Regions from separate parts of the Homo sapiens genome. Here region 1 is linked to region 2. The links are chromatin contacts, found by Hi-C or POLR2A ChIA-PET in ENCODE. All regions are on one chromosome and are shown on one strand. The core of a region is the stretch at or near the end of the contact, and the rest is flanking DNA. Distances in the headings are between cores, read along the strand shown. Region 1 has its middle 79 kb from the start of IFNG. Region 2 has its middle 40 kb from the start of IFNG.

The links. Hi-C counts contacts between places; a loop is a spot of excess contacts on that map. ChIA-PET counts read pairs that join two places held with the same protein, here RNA polymerase II (POLR2A). Pooled maps may share reads with other maps.
Region 1: a map of natural killer cell shows a loop between it and region 2 (6-fold over the local background). The contact joins two enhancer-like sites. A Hi-C loop is called at or near these places in 4 of 168 maps with a recorded cell type or tissue (Caco-2, Right ventricle myocardium inferior, naive thymus-derived CD4-positive, alpha-beta T cell and 1 more), 1 of 37 single-sample maps with no recorded cell type and 6 of 50 pooled maps. POLR2A ChIA-PET finds 5 or more read pairs at or near these places in 10 of 52 experiments (MCF 10A, OCI-LY7, PC-3 and 6 more).

What each region holds. Positions count from the first base shown.
Region 1 is chr12:68,079,463-68,082,769 of GRCh38, forward strand. No RefSeq gene overlaps it. Among named protein-coding and RNA genes, the nearest start is that of IFNG, 79 kb to the right of the region's middle. Within about 2 kb of position 1,334, at least 2 of the 41 ENCODE cell types and tissues checked have a DNase peak (open chromatin) inside an H3K27ac peak, as active enhancers do; they include natural killer cell, where a contact is called at or near this core.
Region 2 is chr12:68,118,210-68,121,224 of GRCh38, forward strand. No RefSeq gene overlaps it. Among named protein-coding and RNA genes, the nearest start is that of IFNG, 40 kb to the right of the region's middle. Within about 2 kb of position 1,647, at least 2 of the 41 ENCODE cell types and tissues checked have a DNase peak (open chromatin) inside an H3K27ac peak, as active enhancers do; they include natural killer cell, where a contact is called at or near this core.

The DNA of each region.
Region 1 (3,307 bases), core at 84-2,583, 39 kb before region 2:
GACTATTTCCCAGCTGAGTCATTTTTATTTAGAGATTTCCCATTGGCCACTTCTATCTGCAAGGAAGCCTGGGGAGTGCACTTCGTTTGTTTTGTTTTGTTTGTTTGTTTGTTGTTTTAATCTGGACACAAATCTATTTCTGTCAATATAGGGGCTCAAAGCTAAGGAAGTAGGCAAGAATGATTATTGGGTGGGTAAAAAGTAATCTCTGACCAAGGAAATTGGGGCTAATAGCGATTAAATGACTTGGGCAGTGTAATACAGTGAGTTAGTTTCTACATATGTCCTAAGAAATCTTTATGACTCTCTACTGTTGCTACACAACCCTCAGGGACATATTGATACCGTTCCTTAACAACGGAACCCTTCTACACCTTATAGTGGTACAGAATACAACTTGTGCAGTCATAAATGGCAACCTGTCTCTTCCTTTTGCACTTGGCGGAATTTTGTGTGTAATACCTCTCTCCTCTACCACCAAGGAATCCTGCCTTTCACACTGTAACCAGTTGGAGCCTAATATTCATTTCTGCATAATTTACTGGAGGGTTTAGGTCACTGTCCATTTGTTGGGGGTTCTCTTTCTGCTCTGAGGCAATAAGTCCTCTTTAGGTTTCTACATAGTTGGTCAGGGCCTTTCCTGATTAGAAGCCATGGGAAGAGGCCACCATCCTTTTTATCTGGTAACTAGTTGAATAAATGAAATAGTTTGAACTTCAGGCCTATTTTCTTCAATTTGGGTGAAAGAAAGTATATATTAAATACAACTTTTTAAGGGCCTTAGTTGGTTACAAGAATCTATCCATCTTAGGGGTTACAGGGATTTTGCTAATATTAATAAAGCAATATTTTAATTTTCATCTAAGTATAAACAAAAGGAGTTATGTTTAGAGTCATACTTCTAAAAATTAATTTTTTTTGTTTTATAACATAACACTTTAAAAGTAACTAAATGTATTCCTGAAACAGTTGGTACTCTCCTCTTCCCCTAAAAGTTGATGTTAGGGGGAAAAATACTAGTTATTTAAAAATGTGGGTCAGGTGGTCTCTATTATTTGGGGTGTTATGATATTAAGTCATGAATCCAATAAACTAAGATGCTGCTTTCTTGATAAAATAGGATATGAGTATATTTTCACATGCAGAAATCTATTTTTTGAAGATGTGTTCACTGCAGTGTGGTGTCAGGAAATGAAAAAAAACAACAGAGCTTTCCTCAGGTCATCTTAGGGTCTTTCAGTAAACTGAAAGTAACTAAGTTAGAAAGGAATCTCCAGGAGAGGCCAGGGGAGTACCACCAGCCCACCACTACAGAGAATTTCAAAGCTAAGCTACTCACAGAAAACAATGCTCAACCACAGGGCGGATGTGCTGTTTTTCACACCCCAAGTCATTTATCTGAAAAGCAATAGCAGTAAATTCTTGAAGTGTTTGCTGTGATAGGATTGCTCCAGAAGAAAGAAGATAAAGAATGCTAAGTTTCCCCTTCCCATGTTTGCCTCACACACCTGTTTCTCCTAGGCAGATTCTTTAAACCTTTTTTCCTCACTTTTCAACAAGAAACTATAAAATTAAAACAATTATTTTTAATCTTTGGGGGTATTCACTTAATTAATATGTTCACTGTTATATCTATCGTGATAATAGGAGGATCTCCCTGGGAAGTGAACACAATTTCCACATGGGCAAATGACAGAAGTATTAATTAGCTCAACACACCACTAAGGCTTTAACTCTAATAGTCTATTAAGTAAATGCGTAATAAAAGATTCCAAAAAGAGTTAGTTTTCAACAAGAATTAAGCTTCAAAAAGCCAAAGTAATGTAATCAATTAAGATTAAAAAATAACCCAATTAAGTGAAAAAACAAAAATATTCAAATATCCTTCAGAATATTGGCATCACCAAGTTCTCTCTCACTGGTCTCTTACTGTGCCTATAAATTAATGTAAAAAAAAAACCCTTAAGGTCATCCTACACAGGCTTGTTTAGGAAGGACAGAAGTTTGCCCAATTATTTACCAAGTTTGTATAAAACTTAAAACCCACTCAAAATATTTCTGTTGAAAACATACTTGAATGCAAACGTATTGGAAAAAAGTTGTTTGGATTGGCTGTTGAAGCGTAAACTATCACCAGACAGTTTTAGCACCATTCAACTCCTCCTGCAACCACATTGTTGGGTATGGAAATTCTATACATTTGGTTAAATGATTTGCATAATGGAGCAGTATGCAAATACTGGAACTCAGGCCCAGAGCTTAGGTCTCTTGCATTTCCCACACACTTCTCTGAACTCCCGTCAATACCACATAGGATACTGCTTAGTCATACAATGCTCTGTTGTTTGGGCCACCAGGCAGATTGGAAGCTCCATATGTGACAGAGAACATTTTCATATTTACCATGTATCTCCAACATGCCTTTTACAGAACTGGCCATGCTTGCATGCATTTATTCACCCATTTCTTTAACTAATGTGTATCAAGAGCCTATTATGTGCCAGAATCCATTATATATATACTATTCTCACATATTCTCATACACACACACACACACACACACACACATAAATTATACAAGGTCCCTGCTCTGTGAAAGGTCTCTGCTTAAATTTGAATGAGATGAGACGGTAACAAGAAAAATATCAGAGGTGACAAATATGATTTAAAAAACTAAAATAGGATAATATAATACAAAGGAACAAAATGGCTATATTGAATTGGGTGGTCAGAGAATACCTCTCTACGGTGATATCTAGACAGAGATCTGAATGACAAAGGACTTCTTAGTAAACTGAGTTGGCACTTACAAAGGAACCAGTAGAAGCCCTGTGTGGCCAGAGCTTAGTGAGAGAGTAGTATATGCCGGGTTCCCTCTCTCGGCTTTGGATCCCTCCTCTCTCTGTCACTGTACGGGGGAGCTTCTTCCTTCTGCCTTCTCCCTTCTTGCCTATTAAACTCTCCACTCCTTAAGCCCCCCCCCAAAAAAAAGAGAGAGAGGAGTATATGAAATGAGATGGGGGGATAGCAGAAAAAAGAAAAAAGTTCTTAGGGTCTTTGGAACCCACTGTTAGGCATGTAAATTTTATTCTAAATATTCAGAGTTTTAGCCAGGAAAATTAAATATTCTGATTTGCATTATTTTAAATTTGCTAGCTATTGTGTGTGTAATACAGAGTAAAAAAAACAAAGCAGGGAGAGTAATTACTTTATTGCAATAGTGCATGAGAAAGATTTTGTTATTTGGATGAGGGCAGTGTTAATGGAGACAGAGAAAAATAGATTAAGAAGTTGTTTTGCAGGTATA
Region 2 (3,015 bases), core at 397-2,896:
TACAAAGTGAGCATATGCTGTTGGAAAAACAGAGCCAATAGACCAGGTGGATATAAGGGGTTACCACAAACCTTCAATTAGTAAAAACCACAATATCTGCAAAACACAGGAAAGCGAAGCGCAATAAAACAAAGTATGCCTATACTTACGTGGTTGGCCTCAGTTGTATTACGGGGAATTATGGAAGGGCCTGTGCTACATACAGTTCAGACAAGCTGGAAAACAGGAGGGCAGAGGTCTATTTTCTGAGATCAAGCAGAGGGTATGAGAGTGGTCTCTGGAAGGTGGCAGGGATGATCACAGCAGCCCAGCCCCGAAGGTCATGACAGCGCAGAGGAAGACAGAGACCTGGGGAGTGGAGGAGGGAGGAACAGTGAAACCTGACACTGAGAGCTCTCAGAATACTGAGAGAGCAGTTGAGGTAGGGGGTTCCAGTTTTTAGCATTTGGGCAAGAAAAGGAGGGGAGTACACAATTTCGTAATTTAGGCAATTACAAAATAAATAAATAAATGTCTCTATTCTGTAGTCATGCTGATGAGGCCTGAGACATATGGGTCAAAGCCCTCTGTCTCTAACTGCCCCATCCCTCAGATTGCCAAGAGCAATAGGCTTCTGGAAAAAGATTCAAATGACCTTAAGATAGGGTCAACAAAAGTTGTTACAGATGATTAAATGTATGTCTGAAACACTGATTTATGCCATTGGAGTAATTAACTTACCCTCAGGTATCCCCCCTTCTTAACCATGAAGAGTTCTCAATGGCCCCAGGACCCTGACTTAGGCTATGACTTAAGGGATCCCTGGGTGTTTCCAGAAGCTAGGCCCAGCCCAGCCCAGAGTGTCCCACCCAGACCTGCCTCTTGCCTGCTGGAGAAAGAAGGGTTGTTTGACATATCCCTGAACAGAGATCAGCCACCTGAAAGAATTAAAAAGACTTAAGAATCCATCACGTGTAAAAAGATCGTCGCACCATCTTCCTACACCTAATCACAATTGAGTGCACATTTTCAGATTAAATGGACAAACGCTTGACTTCTATTTCATATATATCCATATACAAAAAAAATCAGAAAGTGGTATAGAAATTGTATTTACTGAACATTAAGCACAACCCATTTATTTCTATTTAAATAGCACCAAAACCTCAGTAACATTTAACAGGTTAACAATATAGACTTGAGTCATATTGAGTCTGACATTGAGTCAGACCTAGATTTATATCATGCTCTGCCACAGATACTCTGGTATCTTTAAGCTAATTACATATCCCCAAGCCTCAGCTGTCCCCAACTGCAAGATGGCCATGATGACAGATGAGAACAGATAACTCAGAGTGTGGCTATGAGAACTAAATGATTTAACGCCTGTAAAACATTTAGAAAAATGCCTAGCATGTGGTAAGTGCTCATTAAACATAGCTATATTTAAATATTTCTAAAATATTGCCAAATCCAGATGCTAATGACTAGGGCATCCTAAAAGACAGATTTAGAAAGGAAATTGCTGTCTATATTCTGAACAGTACAGTAACTGTGTTTTGACTTTGTCATTTGCCACTTCCATCCAGTGCTTTTCTGGTAGCATGCTGGAAAATGAACCACAGCACACTAACACCCACACCCCAGCAGCTCTCTAAATCAGTTGTTCTTAAATGAGTCAGCACACACCCAAGCATCTTGGTCACTAGTCGGATGTACACAGGCTGCAGGTTCCCAAACAGACTTCAGCTGCTGCTCTGAGTAAACATTTTCTGGCAGCACACCAAGGGGGCGGGTGGGGACACAGGTAGGCATCTTCTCGGGTCTAGGTTCAGATTTCATATTGAACTCAAAATGAGCTGATGAGTTCAAGGTCCCTGTTTCTGCTAAAAATAAGCCTACACAGCAAGGGTGTTGCACTAAACAGTTTGCCCAAGCTGCCTGGAGGAAGCATCTTCTGCCCACATTGCGCCTTGGTGTAACCAACATTCAGAGTCCCACAGTTTCATGACCACCAACTTCACACAATTAGCTGAGCTCTATGTAAAACTGTTTCTATCTGTTCCTACCTAGATTTTTCTCCTTGAGACATAACTCTTCTTTTTAAATTGTGAATGAAGATATCTGACGTGAGTGCTGGGAAAGTCATGGCAAAAGGCCTGGGTGGAAAATCAAAATGTCATCATTATATTCTTTGGGTTCATAACATCCGAGGAAATAGGTACCTTATACCTTGATCTTCTTAGAAGTGAAATAAAAATAGCCCATCTACCTCACAGGGATCACAATTTCATGGTCCTTTGTAAAACTTAAAAAAAAGGTGTTAAGTATAAAATCTCAATTAATGGAATACTCAGGCAAGAAAATACCCTGGTTTATGCATTTAAGTCTTTTTCTAGCCTTTTGTCAAAAGCTTTTCTAAAAATACAGTCACCCATTAACTAAGTACATTATGATGACAGTTTTTAGCTTTGAGGATTTGGAAGCTTGAAATCAATCAAGCACATTAAATAGTACATGTCTTTTGATTTGTGGTCAATTACTATTTCAAAATGCAATTCTTAACCTCTGGTCAGTTGCTTTCCAGTTAGGGTTTATATTTTAGCTAAGAAAGTTGTTGTTTCCCAGGAATGAAATTGAGCTCAATCTAGTTTTCCATGCACAAATTATAGTAACAGGAACACCGCCATCCCTAGTTTCTAAGGAAGAGAACCAGGCATCTTAAAAAGTAAGGTCCTAGGCAGGACTATAAAGCAAACAATGATGAAATTAGCTTTAGAATATGTTTGGAAAATTTGGCTTACACTAATAAGGTACTATTTGAAAGAGATAAATGTTAAAGGCCTGCATTAAAGGTTTTAAAAATAATCGATTATGTACATTTCAGATAGAAAGACCCTGGCTTGCCAAGGTTTAAAAAAAAGTCAGAAGATCTTAGATGACCACAAGCTGAAACTGAGCCACCAGCATATATAATATGATTGCTAAAAGCAGCACTTTCCTAGCAGTTCCACTGTAGTGCAACAGACTACCACA